Linked DNA regions of Homo sapiens: region 2 is linked to region 1. The links are chromatin loops, found by intact Hi-C in ENCODE. Cell type or tissue: mucosa of descending colon. All regions are shown on one strand. Each heading gives the region's core, and the rest is flanking DNA. Links, peaks and the distances in the headings are about the cores only.

Evidence for each region. A loop is a pair of places that touch in the nucleus more often than their neighbours do. Peaks named below come from ENCODE experiments on the same cell type or tissue, not always from the same donor. Only the 100,000 strongest peaks of a DNase experiment are listed, where the experiment ranks them.
Region 2: a loop joins it to region 1, with 2.7 times the contacts of the local background. A loop is called at or near these places in 6 of 110 quality-filtered maps.

Annotation. Positions count from the first base shown.
Region 1 is chr2:230,018,072-230,030,581 of GRCh38, reverse strand. It overlaps LOC107985996 (a long non-coding RNA gene), which reads right to left and starts at 5,701. Exons shown (of 2, transcript XR_001739919.3): 1 at 5,580-5,701. In mucosa of descending colon, for the core only: no CTCF peak of the experiment used is centred there; no DNase peak of the experiment used is centred there.
Region 2 is chr2:230,153,898-230,166,407 of GRCh38, reverse strand. It overlaps SP110 (SP110 nuclear body protein), which reads left to right. Exons shown (of 19, transcript NM_080424.4): 19 at 1-1,222. Among named protein-coding and RNA genes, the nearest start is that of SP110, 60 kb to the left of the region's middle. RefSeq lists a silencer at 6,013-6,082. In mucosa of descending colon, for the core only: a CTCF peak has its summit at 6,055 (motif pointing right); a DNase peak (open chromatin) is centred at 6,018.

The DNA.
Region 1 (12,510 bases), core at 2,475-10,474:
AACTCAGGAAGCAGAGGTTGCGGTGAGCTGAGATCATACCACTGCCCTCCAGCCTGGGTGACAGAGTGAGACTCCTTCTCAAAAAATAAAACAAAATAAAAGGTTTCTATATCCTTAGAGTTTTGCTAAGGCAAATTACATGATAAATATTCATTAAATATGTAGGTCATTTCCGAATAAGATATAATGCTATGACATTCAGTACTAAATATTAGTTTAATCTTACATACTTTTGGCTTCTTATTTCAGAGAAACGAAATATATCTGGATGTTAGTAAATATGTCCTATTCCACATTGAAAAATGGTTCCATGGCTAGGCGTGGTGGCTCATGCCTATAATCCCAGCACTTTGAAAGGCTGAGGCAGGCCTGAGGTAAGGAGTTCGAGACCAGCCTAACCAACATGGAGAAACTCCGTTTCTTCTAAAAATACAAAATTAGCCAGGCATGGTGGCGCATGCCTGTAATCCCAGCTACTCGGGAGGCTGAGGCAGGAGAATCTCTTGAACCTGGGAGGACGTTGCAGTGAATCGAGATCATGCCATTGCACTCCAGCCTGGGCAACAAGAGCAAAACTCCATCTCAAAAAAAAAAAAAAAGAAGAAGAAGAGAAAGAAAAATAGTTCCATTAGAAAGCCCATGTTTCCCACAGGCTTTAAAAAAGAAAAGAAAAGAAAAGAAAAGAAAAAAAGCTTATGTTTTTAAAAACTGTAAAATGTGTATTCATAAATTGTTGGGATGTGATTGACAGTTACTATTCCTTCCTCTATACTCTGAAAAACCAACGAGGAACCAAAGATATTTGGCTTTTGCTGGCTATATCTACCAATATTCACCATATTAGAAATTGAAACTGAGGGCCGGGCTCAGTGGATGACACCTGTAATTCCTGCCCTCTGGGAGGCTGAAGCAGGAGGATCACTTGAGCCCAGGAATTTGAGACCAGGCAGGGCAACAGAGTGAGACCATGTCTCTACAAAAAAGTACAAAAATTAGCCAGGCATGGTGGGGCACACCTATAGTCCTAGTTACTCGGGAGGCTGAGGTAGGAGGATCACTTTAGCTGAGAGATTGAGGCTGCAGTGAGCTGTGATCATGCCACTGCACTCCAGCCTGGGTGACACAGTGAGACTCTGTCTTAAAAAAACAGAAAAATCAAAACTGAGAAATTAAAAAACATTTACATATTTCTTCATTTTAAAATAATAATATTGAAACTACTATGTTAATATAAGTAACATTTTTATGAAAAGTAACTGCTTTTTTAAAAAAATGAGTAAGAACAGTAGTATTGTTTGGCCAGGCGCGGTGGCTCATGCCTGTAATCCAGCACTTTGGGAGGCTGAAGCAGGCAGATCATGAGGTCAAGAGATCGAGGCCATTCTGGCCAACATGGTGAAACCCCGTTTCTACTAAAAATACAAAAAATTAGCCAGGCGTGGTGGCGGGCGCCTGTAATCCCAGCTACTCGGGAGGCTGAGGCAGGTGAATCACTTGAACCTGGGAGGCAGAAGTTGCAGTGAGCCGAGATCACGCCACTGCACTCCAGCCTGGTGACAGAGCAAGACTCCGTCTCAAAAAAAAAAATAGTAGTATTGTTTTACATTTTTGCAAATTTCATTAATGTTTGGCTTAATAGAAAATAGGTTGATTCTCATATTTGCTAAATGTATTTTTGATACCACATCAGACTCAAGAAGTGGTATTTCTTAAAGGTTCATTGTAGTGTAGAATCTGAAACCATATGAATAAACTTCCCATACAATATTACATTAAAATCCATTGATCTAGTTTACACTTTGAATCTTTTGCCCATTTCTGATTTTGTAAAATGATGTTTTGATCACTTGGAAAATATTGCTCCACTGAGTTTTGTAGCTCTTCTAAAATTTTTTCATATTTTATACAATATTTTGAAAATCACAATTATTATTTGTGTAAAAAATCAGTTATTCCATTTATATGGAATGTCTGGAGTAGGCAAATCCACAGAAATAGAAACTATATTAGTGATTGCCAGAGCTGGGGACAGATGGGAATAGAAAGTGACAGCTCATAAGTACGGGGTCTCTTTTTGAGGTGCTGAAAATGTTCTGGAACTAGATGACAGTGACGATTGCACAACTCTGAATATAATACAAAAAACACTGACATATATACTCTTTTTTTTTTTTTTTGAGACGGAGTCTCGCTCTGTTGCCCAGGCTGTAGTGCAGTGGCCCGATCTTGGCTCACTGCAAGCTCCGCCTCCCGGGTTCATGCCATTCTCCTGCCTTAGCCTCCCAAGTAGCTGGGACTACAGGCGCCGGCCATCACGCCTGGCTAATTTTTTGTATTTTTAGTAGAGATGGGGCTTCACCGTGTTACCCAGGATGGTCTCGATCTACTGACCTCGTGATCCACCTGCCTCGGCCTCCCAAAGTGCTGGGATTACAGGCGTGAGCCACCGCGCCTGGCCATATATACTCTTAAAGGGTAAATTTTATGATATGTGAATTACATCTCAATTTTTAGAATCACATGTGTTAATACTACTAGGCAGTCTGATGAGATGGGTGGTAATAAAACTTTCAAAGTATTTTAAAGTACTTAAAAATACTTTAAGCATTGGAAAGTGGACAAGCTCATGGAAGTTGGTGTAAATTATCCAAAATATTATTTTTCTTTTGAAAGTTTGAATATTATCATTGGCAAGGAAATCTGCACTTGTTTTCCTTGAAGGGATAGCCTCATTTCCAATAATGTGTCTGCCAAGTATAAACATGGTGTTTCATGAAAAAAGGGGTAGTTGAGCTCGCGATTCATCACACAACTGCTTTTCCTCATGACAACCGTGACACTCTGATGTGCAGCAGATGCGGTCTTGCTTCCTCCCACCTTTGTCACACAGTATTAAAGATAGTGCGGTGGCTCACGCCTGTAATCCCAACACCCTGGGAAGCCGAGGCAGGCCGATCACTTGAGGCCAGAAGTTTGAGACCAGCCTGGACAACATGGTGAAACTCTGTCTACACTAAAAACACAAAAATTAGCAGGGCGTAGTGGCAGGTGCCTATGATCCCAGCTACTTGGGAGGCTGAGGCATGAGAATCACTTGAACCCGGGAGGCGGAGGTTGCAGTGAGCTGAGATGGTGCCACAGCACTTCAGCCTGGGTGATGGAGGGAGAAAAAGTAACCACTTCTTAAAAAAATGAGTGGCCGGGCACGGTGGCTCACGCCTGTAATCCCAGCACTTTGGGAGGCTGAGGCCGGTGGATCACGAGGTCAGGAGATCGAGACCATCCTGGCTAACACGGTGAAACCCCCTCTCCACTAAAAATACAAAAAATTAGCCGGGTGTGGTGGCAGGCACCTGTAGTCCCAGCTACTCGGGAGGCTGAGGCAGGAGAATGGCATGAACCCAAGAGGCGGAGCTTGCAGTGAGCCGAGATCAGGCCACTGCACTCCAGCCTGGGCGACAGAGTGAGACTCTGTCTCAAAAAAAAAAAAAAAAAAAAAAAAAAAAGAGTAAGAATAGTGGTATTGTTCGGCCTGTTTCAAAAAAAAAATAAAGGACTTTGATTAGTCAGTGTTGATACCGGATGAACACAAGCAAAACATCAAGCGCAACCTAATCTACTGACTTGGCCATTTATAAGACATCAGCACAATATGCAGAGAAGAGATTAACTCATCCTTCATGTTTGCTGCTAGAGCTTTAATATGACAAGTTACTGTGTCATTAGAAAGTGGCACTGTTTGGCAAAACCGTGTCTCTACCAAAAATACAAAAATTTGGTGGGCGTGGTGGCGGGCATCTGTAATCCCAGCTACTTGGGAGGCTGAGGCAGGAGAATTGCTTGAACCCAGGAGGCAAAGGTTGCAGTGAGCAGAGATCACGCCACTGCACTCCAACCTGGAGGATAGAGGGAGACTCCACCTCAAAAAAAAAAAAAAAAAAAGTGGCACCGTTGTGATTTTCTTTTGCTGAGTTTCCATCCAGCAAGCACTTGGCAATGCCAGCTGAATGGGCTTGTCCGCCTTTCTCAGGGCAGTACGGTAACTTACCCACTTCAACGGCTTTTTCATTTTGGTTTAAAAAGCTGTAATGATACATTCTGGGCTTTTAAGAAACATCATATCTACATTTAAAATATTCAACTCCTTTTTTCTTTAAACTCTGAATGATTCCTCTCAAAGTGATGCCGTAACTTGAGGGGTACCAAAAAAGGTAAATTTTTAACACTATAAAGCCAAGGAAAAATACCTTCTGAGTCATATTTATACTTCTTTTTACTAGTTTTTCCCTTATGTGAGTTTGAAAACTCCTTAATATGTCAGTTTCATCTTTTTTTAGCATCTTTAGTCTCAGTGCAGCTGTGGGCTAAGAAAGCAAGATTTCCCATATCCCCCTTTAAAGCAAATGATCCATCTTTAAATAGAATAAAAATATAAATGTTTAAGTTTTCAATAAAATATTAAATCCTAGAATTCACATTTTAGGGTTTAAAAGCTATTTTTAAAAGTACTTTTGGCTGGGCAAGGTGGTTCACTGCCTGTAATCCCAGCACTTTGGGAGGCCAAGGCGGGTGGGTCACCTGAGGTCAGGAGTTCGAGACCAGCCTGACCAATATGGTGAAACCCCATCTCTACTAAAAATACAAAAAGTAGCTGGGTGTGGTGGCACGCACCTGTAGTCCCAGCTACTTGGGAGGCTGAGACAGGAGAATTGCTTGAACCTGGGAAGTGGAGGTTGCAGTGAGTTGAGATCACACCACTGCACTCCAGCCTGGGTGACAGAGTGGGACTCCCTCTAAAAAACAAAATAAAACAAAAGTATTTTTAAATATTATTGCAAAGTAAGACAACAAAGTATATCTACCTCTTGTATTTCCACACAGGTAAACCTCAGGATACCAATTTACTGGATGAGAATAAGGTTGCATAAAAGATAGCAGGTATAGGCTGGGCGCGGTGGCTCACGCCTGTAATCCCAGCACTTTGGGAGGCTGAGGCGGGCAGATCACGAGGTCAGAAGTTCAAGACCAGCTTGGCCAACATGGTGAAACCCCGTCTCTACTAAAAATACAAAAATTAGCTGGGCGTGGTGGCGCGTGCCTGTAATTCCAGCTACTTGGGAGCCTGAGGCAGGAGAATCATTGGAAACCAGCCTGGGCAACACAGCGAGACTCAGTCTCAAAAAAAAAAAAGATAGCAGGTATAACAAAGATAACTAGCAAGAGCACGGTAGAAGTACTGAAAACAAACTAGGTTAGCCTCTGAAAATTCAACATATTCATACCCTAAACCTATTACCTTAGAAAAGTCTAGAAAACACAAAAATAGACAAGCATATGTTCCACTAGTCATCAGAGTAACATCACAGTTCACATAGCCTCTGGAAAATTCCACTGCTTACTTGTGAAAGAATGAATACAAAAGCGGCCAGGCCTGGTGGCTCTTCCCTATAATCCCAGCACTTTGGGAGGCTGAGGCGGGAGGATTGCTTGAGCCCAGGAGCTTGAGACCAGCCTGGGCAACATGGTGAAACCCCATCTCTACTAAAATATAAAAATTAGCCAGGCATGGTGGCACGTACCTGTGGTCCCAGCTAGTTGGGAGGGTGAGGTGGGAGGATTGCTTGAGCCTGGGTGGTAGAAGTTGTAGTGCACCAAGATTGCGCCATTGCACTCCAGCCTGGGTGACAGAGTGAGATCCTGTCTAAAAAAAAAAAAAAAAAAAAAAAAAAAAAGAATGAGTGAATGAATGAAAAAGGTAAATAATGTCCTAGTATTATTATGAAAATAGTTCTGACCTCACAGATGACTGAAGGGGTTTTGAGGACTCCCAAGATCCCAGCAGCACACTTTGTGCTAGAGGAATCAGAAGGAGAGATGGCTGAAGTGTGAAGTGGCCCTGGAGGCTGGGCATGACTTGGTTAGGGGGCTGGCATGATGACGGGGCAAGGGGAGAACAACATGGGTGAAAACACAGACCCGGAAAGCACAGGAGGAGCTCAGGTTCAAAGAATAGCCTGAAGTAACCAAGAATAGGGATGATGCCAGGCTGCACAGGTAGGGGAAGGTTGTTTATACAAAACCTTGACAGATAAGCCAAGAGAAGTTCACGCTGATAAGCTTAATCTCTGCAAAGTGGGAGGTCGGATTGATTGTCAAGTCATGAGTCTCATAAATATTAATCAAAAGAACAGGATGGTGGCCAGGCATGGTGGCTCATACCTATAATCCTAGTACTTTGGGAGGCCGAGGTGGGAGGATCACCTGAGGTCAGGAGTTCGAGACCAGCCTGGCCAACATGGTGAAACCCTGTCTCTACTAAAAATACAAAAATTAGCTGGGAGTGGTGGCACATGCCTGTAATCCCAGCTACCCAGGAGGCTGAGGGAGGAGAATTGCTTGAACCCGGGAGGCGGAGGTTGCAGAGAGCTGAAATCGAACCACCACATTTCAGCCTGGGCCACAGAGTAAGACTGTCTCAAAAAAAAAGGCCGGGTATGGTGGCTCTCACGCCTGTAATCCCAGCACTTTGGGAGGCTGAGGCGGGTGGATCATGAGGTAAGGAGTTCAAGACCAGCCTGGCCAAGATGATGAAACCCCATCTTTACTAAAACTACAAAAATTAGCCAGGCGCAGTGGCGGACGCCTGTAGTCCCAGCTACTGGGGAGGCTGAGGCGGGAGAATTGCTTGAACCCGGGTGGCAGAGGTTTCAGTGAGCCAAGATCGCACCACTGTACTCTAGCCTGGGTGACAGAATGAGACTCCATCTCAAAAAAAAAAAAAAAAAAAAAAAAAAAAAAGAACAGGATGGTGCTGAGAATAAACTCTACTCAGAGGAGCATATCAGAATCTCCAAGGAAGAGGTGTCACCTTCCTACTCCTTTTAGCCCCTCCCCTACTACCCCCAACCAAGGAAGCCCCATGAGAACAGGACTAGGTCTGTCTGCTTCCATGGCATTCCCAAGCGTGGAGCGCAGTGCCTCCAGGCACAAGGCAGACACTGAAACACCACCTGGAGAAAGTCCTCTGGAAGTGTGCCCCATTTCCCAAGGGTGCGTGAAAGGAGGAAGAGTCACTGAGCTCTCTCCAGGGCAGCATTCCTTGGATGGCCTTGGATTCACCAGCAGCCCTTTAGGACCTACTCTGCTGGTCAGTAAAGGAACAGCTGCAGGACTTTCAGAGGTGGAAACAGGAGAAGAATCCTTCAAAGGTGGAAGAAAAAGAGTAGAGAGGTAGGAAGTAAAGCTGGCTAGCGAAGAACCTTGGATGTTAGGAAAAATGGGGAACATTTACTGACTGAACTTGCTTGTGGGCAGGGCCGTGTTCTAGTTATGCAAGTGTCTCCAGGGCTTAGCTCAGTGCCTGGCACAGAGTAACTAATACATAAACAGTATTTTTATTTATTTATTTATTAGTTTTTATTTATTTTCGAGACAGCATCTCGCTCTGTCGCCCAGGCTGGAGTGCAATGGCGCAGTCTCAGCTCACTGCAACCTCCGCCTCCCGGTTCAAGCAATTCTCCTGTTTCAGCCTCTAGCCATCTTCTCAACTTAAATTTCCTATTAACCATTTTGCTATTAATATTATCATATGTTATCTAAGTATCATAAAGCAATCACCTGAACATTAAATACATGCATATTTTGCTGATAAGTCAGAAGATATTTGTTTTTATTAAACCAACAATATTAAACTACTCATATTTACCAAAAGATTCACTCAAGTCAAGTGAACTTGAAAAATATTTGAGCTTATTTATTTGATTTTTGATTACTCGTTTATTGTTATGTTAACTTGGTACCGTGTAGACAATATCCAAACACAAGTATAGACATATACATATATGTGGGCACAACGTATAACTAATACACATACACATGTATACATCTGAAAGCTGAAAAGATCAAGGAGTTCAATATAAAAAAAGAGTAGAGCTAAGCCAGGTGCAGTGGCTGATGCCTGTAATCCCAGCACTTTGGGAGGCCGAGGCGGGCGGATCACTTGAAGTCAGGAGCAGCTGGGACTACAGGTGCACGCCACCAGGCCCGGCTAATTTTTGTATTTTTAGTAGAGACAGGGTTTCACCAGATTGGTCAGGCTGGTCTCGAATTCTTGACCTCAGATGATCCACTCACCTCAGCTTCCCAAAGTGCTGGGATTACAGGCATGAGCCACTGCACCCTGCCTAAAACAGTATTTTTAAATGAATTAACAACGGGAGCTGAGAAAGGGATACTAGATTAGAAACTCTCAGTAGTAGCTAAGAGAGTAGCTTTAGAAGATGACCAAGAGAGGCTAAGGAATTGCGGGAATAGTAGAGAACAAGGGGAAGCAGCGAGGGGAGAGTAATTGTTATAGCTGTTTGGTGGCTCAGAAGGAGAGAAATAACAGGGCACTGAGAAGGTCATTAGAATGAAGCTTCTTTCAAGGAGAGACCTATATTCTTTTTTTTGTAGAAACAAGGTCTCACTTTTCACTATATTTTTCAGGCTCATCTCAAACTCCTGGGCTGAAGGGATCCACCCACCTCGGCCTCCCAATGTGCTGGGATTACAGCCTGTCGGATTCCTATGTTCTTAAGAAAAGAAAAGGGTGCCAGGTGCGGTAGCTCATTCCTGTAATCCCAGTGTGGGAGGCCAAGGCAGGAGGATCAGTTGAAACCAGAGTTTGAGACCAGCCTGGGCAACATAGCAAGACCCTGTCTCTATTTACATAAGTATTCAAAAAAGAGAAGGAAAGAGAATCTGTGAAGAGGAGAGATGGAAGATATAGAGAACAAGGAGATGAGAAAGACCAGAATCCCTAACAATGGATAGGTGAGCACTGTAAATAAGTCAACTCCTCCCTCTGAAGGTAGAAGAAAGACAAGGTGGGCCCAGGACAGGGAGGTTTCATGCAGGAGAGAAGAGAAGCTGTGACGTTCACACTGAAAAGATTAATCTCTGCGAAGTGGGAGATAAGACTTGAAGATCCACTGTGAGAAGCCCAGGAAATAGATAATACAAGGCCTGTTAAGGCAATGCGTGGAAGCCAAAGGAAGCCAGGCTAGGTCGGTCGGGGGCCAAGGCAGCACATCTGGTGTGCCCCAGTGATGCTCTGCCGTCTGACCATAGGGAAGAGGACATAAATCGCCCGTCGGGTGGACATCCTGCAGGTTACAGGGCAAGAGCGTTTCACGCGTTGAGCGTTTCACTAATCCTGGAATTCAGAGAGGGCAGGTAGTCAAGTACAGTCAGGGAGGGGCTGCTGGATGAACAGGCAGTAAGGGACGCAGGTTAGGGCAGAGAGCAAACCGGTCACATGTACAGATTCATGGAAGCTTAGAAGAAGTGAGTTTTGGAAATGAGGCAACTCCTCAAGAAGGTAAGGAGGCTTCCCTCCAGAAGCAATGGCTCCACACCAGAAAGCTCAGATGTGAAGGCCGTGGAAGGATAAGCATTCCAGGTTGGCCAGGCTGGAGTGTGGTATGTGTGGATGGGGGGAGGTCTCCAGCGTCAAAATATTCAGAGAACAGTGAGTTGGGGAGGGAATGCTGATGTTGAATTGCAAAGACTGGAGCGGGGAAGCAGTTGTCATCTATGAAAAGGGAATTGAGCCATGGTGGAGAGCGGAGACCACTGCAATGCAGGAAAGGTGCTACAGTTGGACTGTGAGGAGAGAGTTGGGTTGAGGGTCTCCAATTAGCACTGGAGAGCAAGGTGAGAGCCAATCCCACCTCCTCTTGAATTGCCAGGTGAAATAGAAGGAGGTAAGGGTTTCTTGACAGAGGCAGATTTCCAAGTGGTCAAGTAGAGGAAAGTGGTAGGAAGAGAGCACTGAGTTTGGGAAAGAACCAGTAAGCTGTATTTACTCACCCCCTTTACTCATCCTGGTAGCTTTCCATAAGAGTGTATGAGGGGCTCGAAGAATTTACCCCTTGCTCATTATTTAAATGCCTTAAGACACTTTAGGCTAGGTGCTGTAGCTCATGCCTGTAATCCCAACAATTTGGCAGGCTGAGGTGGGAGGATCACTTGAGCCCAGGAGTTTGAGACCAGCCTGGGCAACATGGCAAGACCTCATCTCTACACAAAATGCAAAAATTATTTGGGTGTAGTGATGTGTGCCTGTGGTCCCAGCTTCTCTGGAGGCTGAGGTGAGAGGATCTCTTGAGGTTGAGGCTGCAGTGAGCTGTGTTTGTGCCACAGCACTTCAGCCTGGGCGATAGAGTGAGACCCTGTCTCAAAAACAACAACAACAAAAAGATACTTTATTAAAAATAGGCAATAATTTTGTTCATCAAAAGCTTGGCATATTCTCTGGGCAACCAGTCTTGAATGGTCTCATATTATGCTCAAGGCCCTCTCCTTATAATTTCAAATGTGACCTGCACAAATCCCATCACCTTTTCAAGTTCTATTGGTGAGATGTAGTTTTGGCTCTGAAAGGAGAGGTGCTGTGGCATTTGTGGTTAAGAACACAGACTTAGTAGGTAGAGATTTGTCTCAGTTTTATGAAACTTTGAAAAAATTAACTTGTCCTCTCAGAATAATTAGATTTTGCAGGCAATGCAGTCTGTGTCACGACTACTACCTAATGCTGCCATTGTAGTATGGAAGCGACCACAGATAACACATAAATACTGTTCCAATAAAGCTTTATTTATAAATCAGGAGGCTGGTCAGATTAGGTCCACGCCATAATTTGTAGACCCCTGAGAGAAATGACAGAAATAATATCACTTACTTTTAAGGATTGCTGTTAAGAATTCAGTTGTTTACTATCTGTTTATTTCTTGGCACATAGTAGACAATAGATAGAAGCTGCTAATATTATTATTTCTGAGGTTATTCCAGTGCAGTCTGTGGCCATGGATCAGTGGCTGTAAGACTTTTTGAATGGGCAGAACATATTTCCCAATTGAAAATAACTTTCCTGAGTGGAAAACCGTTTTTGAGGGAATATAATGCAGGTAGTCCTCTGTAGTGCCCCACTCTGACAGTTACACGTTGCAAGGGCAGACGAATGCTGCCTCAGAGTGCAGATGATCTTATTTTAAAATGAAGTAGAAGTGAAGCTATTAATTTTATTTTGTAAAATGACAATGTATATTGTTAGGGTTTTAACTGCAGGTGCCATTTTTCTTCAATGTGGTGGCACTTTGTTCACTTGATGTTTTTGGTTTTTTAAAATATAAATTTTATTGTGTGTATCTGACAGTATAGCATGATGTTATGGGATATATATAGACAGTAAAAACGTTACTATGGTGAAACTGATTAACAATATCATCTCACATAATTCCTTTTTATTAGTGCAAGTGCAGCTAAAATCTACTTATTTAACAAAAATCCCCAATACAATGCAATTTTATTAACATTAGTCCTCATGTTGTACATCAGATCTCTAAACTTTTTATCCTATATATTTCCTATTTTATATGCTTTGAACTGTATTTCCTCATTTCCTCTCTCCCTAGCCTTTGCCTGTGGTAACCACTGTTTCATTCTCTATCTCAGTATATATGAGTGCTCTTATATTTATATATATTCCAGGGCTAGGCATCGTGGCTCATGCCTATAATCCTAGCACTTTAAGAGGCTGAGGTGGGAGGATCACTTGAGCCCAGGAGTTTGAGACCAGCCTGGGCAATGTAATGAGACCCTATCTCTACAAAAAACTAAAAAGTTAACTGAGCATGGTGGCGCCCTAGTCTCAACTACTCAGGACAGGAGGCTGAGGTGGGAGGATGACTTGAGCTTGGCAGGCAAAGGTTGCAGTAAACCGAGATTGTGCCACTGCACTCCAGCCTGGGTGACAGAGCGAGACTTTGTCTCAAAAAAAAATTATATATATATATATACACACACACACATACACACACACACACATATATACACACACACACATATATACACACACACACATAAACACACACAGATATATGTGAATATATATTTATATATATAATTAAAAACGATATATATTTCACATATAAGTAAGATCAGACCATGTTTTTCTCTTCGTTTCTGGCTTATTTCACTTAGTATAATAACCTCCAGGTCCATCTGTGTTGTTGCAAATGCTAGGATCTCTTTCTTTTCTAAGGCCAAATAATATTCCATTGTATACATCTACCACATTTACTTTATCCATTTGTCCATCAGTGGATATTTAGGTTGTTTCCACATTGCTTATTGTGAGTAATGTTGCAATGAACATGGGATTGCAGACATCATTACGAGGCAGTGATTCATCTCCTTTGGATATACACCCAGAAGACGGACTGCTGGTCACATGGTAGCTCTATTTTAAATTTCTTTAGGAACCTCCATACTGTTTTCCATAATAGCTGTACCAATCTACATTCTCACCAACAGTGTACTAGGGTTTCCTTTTCTCCGTACCCCTGCCAACATTTGTTATTTATCACTTGTTTTTTCGACAAGAGCCACCTTTATGGGTGTGAGGTGGTATCTCGACCTGGTTTTAATTTGCATTTCTCTGCTGATTAGTGATGTTGATCACCTTTT
Region 2 (12,510 bases), core at 1,608-9,607, 140 kb before region 1:
CCTTTTAATATATTCTGGAATAATTTATAGTGTTTTAAATTAACCAAAAGTGTGTGACCCAGAGTTCACTGGAGAGACAGTGGTAACCACATTATCTGCTTTCTTTACGGTTTTCAGGCTATGAAGATATTCTGTTGGTTTTTGAGACAGCTCTGCTTTTATGTTTTTCTAAGAAGTCATCTATTTCATTTGTGGTTAAAAGTAATATAGGTGGTCTGCCAGGCGCAGTGGCTCAGGCCTGTAATCCCAGCACTTTGGGAGGCTGAGGCGAGTGGATCGCGAGGTCAAGAGATCGAGACCAGCCTGACCAACGTGGTGAAACCCCGTCTCTACTAAAAATACAAAAATTAGCCAGGCGTGGTGGCGGGCGCCTGTAGTCCCAGCTACTCAAGAGGCTGAGGCAGGAGAATCGCTTGAACCCGGGAGGTGGAGGTTGCAGTGAGCCGAGATCCCACCACTGCACTCCAGCCTGGGCAACAGAGTAAGACTCTGTTTCAAAAAAAAAAAAAAAAGTTATATAGGTGGTCTTATTTCTGTCATATTTTAATATTTCTCTTTTTAATGTTTTAATGTTATTTTTGTCTATTTTTTTTCTTCTGCCTTCTATTTTGGAAGGCATCGTAACGGCTTTTAGTTCCAATATTTACCCATAAGTTTTCCCAATGCATTTTGACTTATTTTTTTAATGTCAAAGTCAAAAATAAAATATCTGTAATGTGTCACATACTTAAGGCAATGCGTTTATCACTTTGATACCTCTCAGCTCCCTTATTCCTGTCTTTTCACTCTCTTGAAATACAGACATGAATTAGTATTAATTTTTTTGCTTTTACTCTATAATGTTTATTCTATTCAATTATATTATGTCATTATTTGTTAGTTTCACATTATGTAAATTATTTGTCATGTCCTATGTCATATAAAGTAATTCAAAAGCAAAAATTAAAAGTGTGTGTTACGTGATAACCTGTATTTTTGAGAACAGTATTAATGTGTTTCTGTTTTCACTGTTTAAGATTCCCTGCTGGTCTTTTCTTGACACGACTTCTCCATACTTCCTTTTTGCTCTGCCTTTCAGTCAACTGAAGTGTGTCTTTAAGTAATTTGAAAAGAATTACATGGATGGTATGTTTTCTGATTCACCATATCTTAGAATGTGTTCTATTGTTTTCATAAATTAATAACATAATATATAACTTATCATAACTTCTCACCTTCAAAATTGATTTAAACTTTGTTCCACTGTCTTTGGGGATTTTATTCTACAACTCTGAAATCTAAGTCCAGCCAGAATTCTGCCTCCTCATTAGTGTGTGGAAACCAATGATATTTCCCCTATTATCCCAATAGTTCTATATTTAGTTATTTTTGCCAGGATAGGTTTCAAATATAGTACCTTTTCATTCATCATGCCTGGCACACTGAGCCCTTTCGATATACATGCCTGGTTATTTTTGCAGCCCCATTAAACCTTACTGATCCATTTGTCCTGGGCTCACTTTCAAGAACATCTATTATCTACAGGCTATCTGCTCTCTGTTCTCCCTATTTATCATTTTTTAAAAATGTTTCAAGAAGCACTCCTCGTCTTAGGCCATTAGTATGAAACTGATATTAATATAATTGCAATTTGATAGTATTTAAACCTATTTTTTAGCATGTTAATAATGCTAATTGCTATTTTTAAACAAAAGTTCAAAGGACATAAACTTTTCTCAACATAATGCTTTTCTCAAGACAAAAATTGCAAATCATTACAACTTACTAAATTGTCCTGGTCTGTGTTTCTGGCTTTTCATTCTTAGTCTCCATGGAGGAGTAAGACCATCAAAAACCGAGGCCCTGCCCCATAAGGAGGCAGAACCTGTCCAGCAGGCCCCCTTCAGCCTCCCAGTGAGGAACTGGGAGTAGAGTGTGTTGGAGTTTCCATTTAGGTACCCAGTGTCACAGACTAATGAACAGAAAATGTATAGAGATTTCTTTTGCTCCTATTTCTCAGTGTTTTCACAACAGTGTGAACTGTGAAATAGATTGACCTCACCTATGATCCAGGAAAGGGCGGAGGCAGTTTGAGCACTGGCTCAAGAAAAGCATATAATAAAGTAGAATTCCCTTCATTGTATGGAAAGACAACAAATATGGCCATAAAGATGGCCACTCCTGGTGCCATTTTGGAGTGAATGCTGAGTTCTAGAGATGATGATTTTATCAGCCTAGACTTTAGACTTCCAAATCCTTCTGAGAGGTACACTAAAGGTTCCCATTCCTAGCATAAGCTCAATGCATTATGATAAAAGATTCCCCTCCCTACCAGTTTACCAGCAGCCAGGATTGCTGGGTAAAAAAATCTTATATCCATTCATGACCTAACCCTGTCTTCCGTTCTCGCATTGGTAAGCTGATCCAGGTCTGTCTGTCTATCATCTAATCATGGCTCTGGGTTTCTCTGTATCTTGGGCAGGGGGTGGGGGGTACCCTAAAGAGTCATTTATTTCTTTCAAGTTGAGACTTTCAAACACTAGCAGTTTGATTGCCATGACAGCCAAGACCCCTATTCCCGGAACACTCTCTTCCCTTGCTCCTGTTTGTTGCTGTACTGCTCCCCTGGTTTTCAAGTGATTTCTGCCTGCGAGAGCAGGGTTTGGGTTATTCTGCTTAGCCCAGCTGGTCCTCACCTTCCCCCAGACTCTCTGAGCTGTAGGTGCAGGATTTGCCCTCCTGGTCGTTTCCCACTGCTCAGGCCTCATCCACGTTCAGCACGTACCTCCTTAGATGTTAAAAACTCTTAATGAACCCACCATCAGTGATGCCCCTGCAGACAATGCCAATTGCCTCTCTCCAGGGACCCATTCCAGTCCTGCACCCAGGCCATAATAACATAGGCGTTAAAAAGAAATTATTTAGGCAGATAGTGAGGGTAAGGAAGTCCTCGCTGAGGTTTTCCTTTTAATGAAAAGCAGCCCCCAAGTCATTTCTTTTCTAACAAAAAGCAGCCTGTAAAATTGAGCTGCAGACATAGATAAGCAAGCTGGAAGCTTGCACGGGTGAATGCCGGCAGCTGTGCCAATGGGAAAGGGCTATCTGGGAGCCAGGCATGTCCAACACGGTGGCTCCATCTTCCCTTTTCCTTGCCAACCACATGTACAGTAAGGAGCAGACAACATGGTGCTGACCAAGTAGAAAACCCATTTGCATAATAATAAGATTAGGGTGGGGTGGCCAACTTCCTCCTGTGCTATGTAAATGTCACATGTGGTCCAACCAATCTGTGGGCCCTATGTAAATCAGACACTGCCTCCTCAAGCCAGTCTATAAAATCCGGTGCATTTTGGCGTGGGCTGGAAGACCCACTTGGGCACTCCTCTCTCTCTGCAGGAGAGTTATTCTTTTTTCTCTTTCTTTTGCCTATTAAACCTCCACTCTTTCTTTTTTTTTTTTTTTTCTGAGACAGAGTCTCGCTCTGTCGCCCAGGCTGGAGTGCAGTGGTGCAATCTTGGCTCACTACAAGCTCTGCCTCCCGGGTTCACGCCATTCTCCTGCCTCAGCCTCCCAAGTAGCTGGGACTACAGGCGCCCACCACCACGCCCGGCTAATTTTTTGTATTTTTGGTAGAGACGGGGTTTCACCATATTAGCCAGGATGGTCTCTATCTCCTGACCTGGTGATCCACCTGCCTCATCCTCCCAAAGTGCTAGCATTACAGGCGTGAGCCACCGCGCCCGGCCAAACGTCCACTCTTAATCTCACTCCAGGTGTGTCCATGTTCTTGATTTCCTTGGCATGAGACCACAAACCTCAAGTATTACCCCAGGTGAACAACACTGCTTCAATTTCTCCCATCTGATCCAGCTGGGTTCCACTCTTTCCTGAACCCTTTCCTCCCCAACTGGCCAGGGAGCCTGCATCAGCTCAGGACTACCTTCAGGTTATGATGTGGGAGGTTTTACATGACTCCAAAAGGTTGCAAAAATGGAACAACAAAAAAAGCTTTCTTATCAGGAATGACTGGAGGAATTACATGTAAAAATACATTCCCCCCTCTAGCTGATAGCAGAAATTCCACCTTGGAAGATTCATTCTTAGAAACTGGGGAGACATTGTCTCCTGGTGAAGTGCAGCCTCCCTCAGGAGAGGTAGACTTCATTGGCATCAACATCTGGAGTGGGTACATTTCTCAGATGCTTTCCAAGCTCTGGTAGAGCCAGGCCTTCAGAGCAAGCTCACATTCTGCAAGTAGTTATGGGAGTCGGTGGGCGGGGTCAGTCCTGGCAGGTGCCTTGGACTCTTTGCTTTCCTGCCCTGAGCCCTGAGGACCCTGACTGCTTCTCTTTCGTCCCAAAGCTGCTCCAATGGAACTCCTCCCCTCTTGAAATTAGGTGTGGGGACTATGGGATTCACAACTCTCCTGTCATTCTATCTCTTCTGTAATTGTGACTTAGAAAAAATGCACAGACCGTATTCATTTTAGCAGTCATTCCCCTATGAAGTGACATGTGAAATAATGAAATCAAGAAGGCACTGTCTTGCTCTCTTCACCTCTGGTCTCAACTGGGCCATTTGAATCTCCAGAACCATCTAGAACAAGGAAGACCACCTGGCGAAGTCCCTCCCAGCACAGGACTCCAGGCAACCTGGCACCAGTCATCCCCATTGGACAAGACCAGAGCTCAGATGCATTGGCAGAGGGGACACTTTTCCCCTTTAGCAGCTACTGGCGTCTGATCATTTACAGAGAGGTTGGGTAGAACCCTGAGGAACCCATGATAGCCACTTTCCAGAAGACAGCCCGGGGCCTCAAGCAAAAACTCAATGGTGAGGACAGTCACCCAGACCTGGACACAAGGCCCAAGTATGAGCAGAAAGGGGTGGTTACACGTCCAGGATGTCAGCTGATACTGAAGCATCTGACACACTGTTCTGAAACAGAGTCTGTTGGATGTGGAGTTAAGGTTTTGACTCACTAAATGCTCTGCCCTAGGGGATAAAGTGGAAATGTCCTTATTTCGCAAGGGCAACAGCGAGGTTTCCAGCCTTCAGGCCCAGCAGTGGTTCTCCAGCTTCCACAACCCAGACCTTAAGCACTGTGGTTGCAGCATTCAGACCCCGGGCCACAACTGTGCCCAGCTATCAAGGCCGGGATTGAGGGGAGCTGACTCAGCTGCCCCCATGACTTGGTTCAGAATTGACTCACGGGCCTATGAAAGTGCTCTGGGGGTACCTGTCAAAGCTTGGTCTTGGCCAGTGAAAGATAAGCATTCAAGTTAATGGGCATATGTTAGTACTCACCAGCAGGAAAAAACTAGAGGCTTCAGTGCATCCTAGGATCCTGGGGGAAGAATTGTCATGTCCTCCTAAGAAGGCAGAATTGGTCCAAACAAGGGACAGTGAGGAGGGCAGGGTAAACAAGCCACTCCTTGCCACCTACAAGTGCCAATTTGCCCTAAATTTTCCCAGACAGAGCCCACAGGTCAGATTTTGATGTTTCTGTATCTGGACCATGACCCAGTTTGTATTCATAGCCAATCCCTAATCTCATCATCATCTCAGTTTCCAGTTCCTCAAAGAAGTTTACCCTTGAACCCCTAGGCCTGGTTCTGGCTCTGTGGAGGGCTCAGGCAGAGCAGAATGCATACAGAGGCTTTCCCATTCTCCCAGGATGGGCACAGGACCTAGCCCTGAGAGCAGCAGGCACCCTGGACTTCTACAAAAGTGTGCCATAGGCCAGGCACGGTGGCTCAAGCCTGTAATCTCAGCACTTTGGGAGGAGGCGGGTGGATCACTTGAGGCTAGGAGTTCAAGACCAGCCTGGCCAAGATGGTGAAACTCTACTAAGAATACAGAAATTAGCCCAGTGTGGTGGTGTACACCTGTAATCCCAGCTACTTGGGAGGCTGAGGCAAGGGAATCGCTTGAGCCTGTGGCGGGGTGGCGGAGGTTGCAGTGAGCCGAGATTGCACCACTGCACTCCTGCCTGGGCGACAGGAGACTCTGTCCACCCTCTCCCTACCCCACAAAAAAAAAAAAAAAAAAAAAAGTGTAGCATGCTGTTCAACCACCAGAGGGCACTGTGGGCCCCTCCAGAGACGGAAAGGAATTGAGCTATTAAAGCTCCTGCAAGGACAAGGAACTAGCAGAAAGAAGTAGTGAAGGCTTTGAAGGGGAGGAAGATGCTCTCAGTGGCTCCTATTTCATGCAGATGGAGGAAAACCAACCAAGAGCATGCGCCAGGTCCTCTCCAGATGAGACTGGCAAAGACGAAGCAGCAGGCAGTCACGTTTAGGCACATGCTTGCGAGGATTTCCTTACTGTGACAAAAGGTCCCTTCTGTTGTTTGTCACAAGTGCAAAACCTCACAGCTAGCATAATGAAACAACTGAGATGCACTCAGTAACGTGGGCTGGAAAAGGATCCCCAGTTTTTCGTTTCATAGATTGGAATCTGGTAGGAGGCCCGCCTGGGGATGGCCGGCAGCAGGCAGAGACCTGGATTCTAGATCCTCCCATTTGCAAGAATGTCCCAGGTGACCTCCTCTCGGGGATGCTAGAGGATGAGGACAGGGTGAAGAAGCCAGCCTACTGGGGGAAGGGGGGTCTTTGGGACCAATCAAGAGTGCTTAGAGAGGGGTCCTCTGAGATATCTGGACACTGACCGCTTCCCAATGAATTGCCTATGGCCCGCTGCTTCAGAATCACAGGGAGCTTGCCTAAAATGCAGATTCTGGGATGTTGGCTCTGGGTGGGAATCTCTAGGATTCAGGCCCAGGAATCTGTGTTTTTAACCAGTTGAACAAGTTTTCTAGGTGATTTTTGTTTGTTTGTTTTGTTTTGTTTTGCCACAATTAGGTTTGAGATCCACTGCCCTACGACTGGTCCTTTATCTGACTTAAACATTTGACAAAGGAGCAAATCTAACTAAGGTATCTGTGGTGTGGGCAGCAGTAGAGCCTGCAACTTAATCACAAGAGCTGTCCTTGTCCTGTGAGGTGACAACCGAGAGTTTATTGTTTGGTTGATTGCTTGGTTTGTTTAATTGTAATGTTTTGTAGTTTAATTGTTTATTTATTAACAGCTTTCAGAAACAGTAATAAGAATAGAATGTGAAGCCAACTGCAGAAGAAAAAACTAAACTGAGAAGGGAACTAAATAAAAAAGCAGCTGGGCAGATGAGATTTGGGGGTGCAGGGAGCAAGCATGTGGATGGAGGGAGGAGATTAATATTGAGCCATGGTCATGAGAACTTCAGAGAGAGATGGATGAGTGGAGGTGGCCCACACGGTATTCTCTTTTAGTGTTAAAGTCTCACCAATGCACCACGACGTAGCAGTCTCTCGTTGTGACGTATTACCTGGAGTTCTTTGTCTCATGACCCAGAGAATTAAGGAGTGTGGACACAAAAGGTGAGATTGGAGCAAAAGTTTTCTAAGCAAAAGAAGAAAGCTTTCTGCCATGGAGAGGGGGCCCAGAAGAGGGTTGCTGTCTTTACAGTTGAATGCAAAGGCTTTTATAAGAAACTGATGAGGGCTGGGCATCTCATTTGCATAAGACACAAATTTCTGTTAGCTCCACCCCATCCTCCAAGTGTGCATGTGGGCCCTTAGCTTAGTGACTCCATATTGCTTTGTTCCCCTTACTGTACATGTGTTACGGGACAGAACTTTCCACTGCAGGCGTGTCTGGGTGAGTCACCTGTGTAGCTTTTCTTATCTATGTGGCTGTGGGCGTGTCTTAGGCAAGCCCCTCTGTGCAAGTTGGCTGTTCTTTTGTTTGAAAGAATTTAACTGAGGGCCCACCCTAACTGCCTGCCTGACTGGCTTCTTCCTTTCTCCTCTCTCGGTAGGTCATGGATTGGCTCCTGCTTTGACACCGCCTTGAGGGACTTAAGATGTTGGCATGATTTTTGAAGCTTTTTATTGGATATTGGGTTGATATTATATTTGAACATGAAGTCACCCTGAGGTGTGCTGTCAGGTGGCCCCATTGTATTTGGATACAGGCAGCTGTGAAATGCAGGGGAGCAGTTAAGAATATTAACAGGTCCCCAGTTGAAATGCTTTAATGGCAGTGGTACATGGCCTGTTCCTACCCCACCCAACACACGTCACAACCCCAACCCCTACCCCCAAAGCCTATTCTCAATATGGCAGCCAGACTTAGCCTGTTAAGATGAGTCCAATCCTACCTACTCCACCTTCAGGGTGAGAGCACCCCCTCTGAGGCCTGTATGAGGGGCTTCTCCCCTCCCTCGTAGGTCTGCTGCACCCACTGGCCTCCCTGGAACCCAGGCCACTCCTGCCTCAAGGCCTTTACACCAGCAATCCCCTGGGTCTGGAGCTTCCTCCCCCTGGAAGTCCCCACAGTTCACCCTCACATCTTTAATGTTTTTGCTCAAATGTCCCTGGGGGAGCCTGCTCCAACCACCCCTAATGCTGCAACCTCCCACACCTGGCTCTCCTGCTCCCTCTCACGTGTGTCCTTTCTTCCCCCAAAATATCCCATTTATCATGTTCTAACACGCAACATGATTTGTTTATTGTGTTTGGTGTCTGTCTCTTGTCACTATCATGTAAGCTCCACAGGGACAAAATTTTTTATCTCTTTTGTTTGTTGGTATATCCCTACCGTCAAACTCATCAGCGCTTAATACAGATTTGTAGAATGAATGGATGAATGAATGAATGCCTCTAGGCTCCCAGTCAGTCTGAGCAGGCTGGTTTGCAGGTCCGGAGCTTCTCCGAGCAGCATCTCCCGACTCCTGGTCCCCATTGGGTCACTGGAATCTCACTCCCCATGCACCAGGCCACGTCTTGATGTTTGATGGGCTGGGCTCCCGCTCTGGTTCTGCCCCAGGACTCCCTTCTGCATCCTGCCCCGTGGTGTCCTTGCCTATGCCCCTCTCATCGGTGCCACTGCCCTCCCGAATGCAGCCTGGGCGTCTCTGCTGTGAGCTCCCGTCACTGGGCTCTGCCCTCTGTGGACACACTGTGCCACTTCCCCTTCTATGTCACTGACCTGGACCCAGTCTGAAGGTTGCCCTCCTGTTAAAGAAACCCAGGACCTGACAGTAGGTAAAGTAGGAAAAGCACATTTTATTCAGGAAGTATTGCAAAGGGGGAAAGAGGCCTCAGTGCATATAGAACGGACTCAGTGGTTAATTCAACCAGAACGAGTGGGGATTTATAGCCATGGAGCAGGCTGGCAGTCGGGATGGAGGAAATTACTAAGAGAAAGCAGCAGGGGGAAGGAAAGCTTCTGGTTAAACAGGCTTAGGATTCTTGCTGAAGGCAGGCCAGGGTGGTCAGATGCGAAGGATGGGGGCCTCTCTCCACACTGACTTAGGAGGGACTTGCTAAAACTGGCTGATGCAGGCCCAACGATGACAGGCACAGAAGCCCAGGGTTGAGGCCCCGTTGAAAGAGAGCTTCGAGGAGCCTGACTTAAGTGCGGCCTCAGAGCGAGTCTTTGTCCTGGGAAGCGGGACCTTTTGCTGGCAAGCCAAGCGCCTGCCCTAGCTTGACCAGGGTGCGGAGCCCGCCCTCCCCTGCTGCTGTGCCTTGAGAATCAGGCAGATCCAGAACAGGACCAGGCCAGAAAATCCTGCGGCTGTGGGACGTGGGCAGGATGAGGCCTTGCTGTGAATGTCCCTGAGAAAAATGTGCCTCCCTCCCTTTCTAAAAAGGTTTCCTGCCGTGAAAATGACACCCAGGAAAATAGAACAGGAGAAGACCAGTCTCGGGAACCACACCTCCGGGAGCTCCTCTCAGCCCCTAGCCAGCGGCCCCTCTAGGCCCACAGTCCCTCCTGGACTGGAGCTGGGGTCGTTGTTCTCTCAAGGAAGCAGTGAGGAGTGTGGACAGGCCCAGGGAAGAAATGCCTGACTCTGTGCTTCGTGGGGAAGGCGGGGAAGACAGCAGGGATTGGAGCTGAGAACCAGAGGCCAGAGGACGCCCTGAGACAGGACTTCCTGAAAGAAGCCCTGGGACCCCCACTGCCAAGGGTCCAGGTGAGGAGGGGAGATGGGGTGGGGGCTGGGGCTTTCAAAGGATCAAGTTTTCACCACCCAGACTTTTTGGGATTCAGGAGGGGGGTGTTGGAGTGAACACTGGGCTTCAGCTTCTGTCCTAAAATACCTAAAATCAAAATAAACCCAGCCAGGCGTGGTGGCTCACACCTCTAATCCCAGCACTTTGGGAGGCCAAGGAGGGAGGATTGCTTGAGCCCAGGAGTTCAAGACCAGACTGGGCAAGATAGTGAGACCGCCCCCCACCCCCGCACCCCCATCTCTTCTACAAAAAAATAAAAATAAAAATTTGCTGGGTGTGGTGGCGCACGCCTGTAGTCCCAGCTACTCAGGAGGCTGAGGTAGGAGGATTGTTTGAGCCAGGAGGTCAAGGCTACAGTGGACCAAGATCACCCCACTGCACTCCAGCCTGGGTGGCAAAAGGGAGACCCTATCTCCAAAAAAAAAAACCTTACCCTGAAAATTTAATTTCCTTCTAACACATCATCCTGATCCCCAGGAGAGATTCATCATCCTTCTACTTGACTTTCTTCTGTTGAACTATCTAACCTGGTCTATTTCAACAAATACTATTTCTTGACAACCACTAACCTGGCTTGGGCTTTATTAGGCTAAAGAAATGCCTGCCTCCAGAATTAGATTCTATAAAGTTTTCTTTTGCAGACAGATAGTGGAAGTGCCCAAATTAATCATTTTAATTTCTCAGAAGGGAAGAAAAAATGCCATTTGATCCAACCACATAGGCAAAGTGCCTCGCACACAGTAGCTACTCGGTAAAGCTGAGTCACGGCTGTGGTTGGGACCAGGGAGGGTACCCTTCCCTTCACATGCAGTGTCCTGGGTTTCTCCCTCCTGACCCTTCTCATCAGGAGTCCCTGGAACTGAGGTCCCACGAGGCTTCAGGTGCCACAGCACGGGTGGCAGCTTCTGTCATGCCAGCCACAATCAGTGACCCCAGATAAGGTTGGCAGGGTGATCCCAAAGAGAACGGTGACTTCAGCCCCAGCACAGGGAGGCCGATGGCTGGGGACTGGGGGAAACTCCTGTGGACGGGGTTCCTGAGAATGGCCTGGAAAGAAAAAGCTAAAAAGGTGGAAGTCAGACAGAACACAGCTCATGCCACTTCAAATAGGAATTTGCCCACATCTAGGCCAGGCCCTGTCGCCTCTTGTCTCTCTCAGCAGTATTGGTGCCTGAAGGGATCCATTAAGGGATCCAGTGTGAAATTTTCTGGCTTGGCTCATAGACCGTCCTGTCTTTGGAATCAAAGAGCAGACACAGATCAATGCATAAGGTGAGGAGTCTTGAATTCTTAACTATTTCTTTCCTTAGTGAAAGAGAGTTGCACTGGCTAAGTGTACTGAGTTTAAAGCCTCTTGTTCCTTCTGCAAAATCTGCAGGCACAGCAGCCTGAGGCATCTGCCCCTAAGCCAGGGTCAGAGCTGGGGGCAGCAACAGGGGCTGGGGACCCGAGACAGCCCCTTGGGTTTCCCTTGCAGGTGCCAAGAACCAGCAAGTCTCCTGGGGATTGAGTGCCTTGTGGGGCACTTGGGCCTGTCCCATTGTCCTCCTCCAAGGAAACTTTTGGGGCACTCTGGCTCTCCAGGGCTGGGGACGGCTCTGCCCCATGTCACCAAGGCCCTCTGCAGGGTGTGGGTGTGGACACAGCTAGTAGCACGAGCCGTGGTCGGTCTGCAGTTCCACCTTTGCAGCTTTGCCCTTCCCTGTCTGCCAATCTGATCCCAATCCTGTCTGTGCCCATCCCAACCCCCTATACCTGAATTACATCAGCCTAGAATTCACCTGCTACTTCCATTCCTGCCTTCAAATTCTGACCTTTACCTGTCTGGCCAAGGAGTTTTGTCCCTCCTCGATGTGCTGTTGTTTAAATGCTCCCAAGGAAATGCCTACCCCAACCCCCAAAACAGGATCAGGGACCAGGGTTTTTTTTTTTTTGCTGCTTCCTTCTACCTTCACCTTCAGTGTTGCAGAGCACCCATAGCCCGCTGAACCAGGGGTTCCGTGCCATCTGCAATGCTGTGTATGTGCAAGAGGTGAGGCAGAGAACAGGGAAGCATACGTTCCCACTCCTAAAAATTCCCAGAGAAAAATACTTTCTGTGAGTGTCAAAACATGATGGGACTGTTCATGAAATCAGTCCGTGAAGTCAGCTGTGATCATGATGAAACATGAGCCATGGTTCTGTGGGTTCTGAAGCTATACAAATCACAAATTCTTCATCATGATAGAAACTGAAAACCTAACTTGTTCAACATATGTTTCTTGAATTGGATATCCAGACGCAAAAAAAAAAAAAAAAAAAAAAAAAGGAGGAGAAAGAAAAAATCTCAATCATAATCCAAGAATCTGATACCATATACAAAAATTAATTTAAAATGGATCATAGACCTAAATGTAAAACTGTAAAGCTCCTAGAAGAAACAGGAGAGAAAATATTTGAGGAGGTGGTAGGCTGGATGCTTTCCCAAAAAT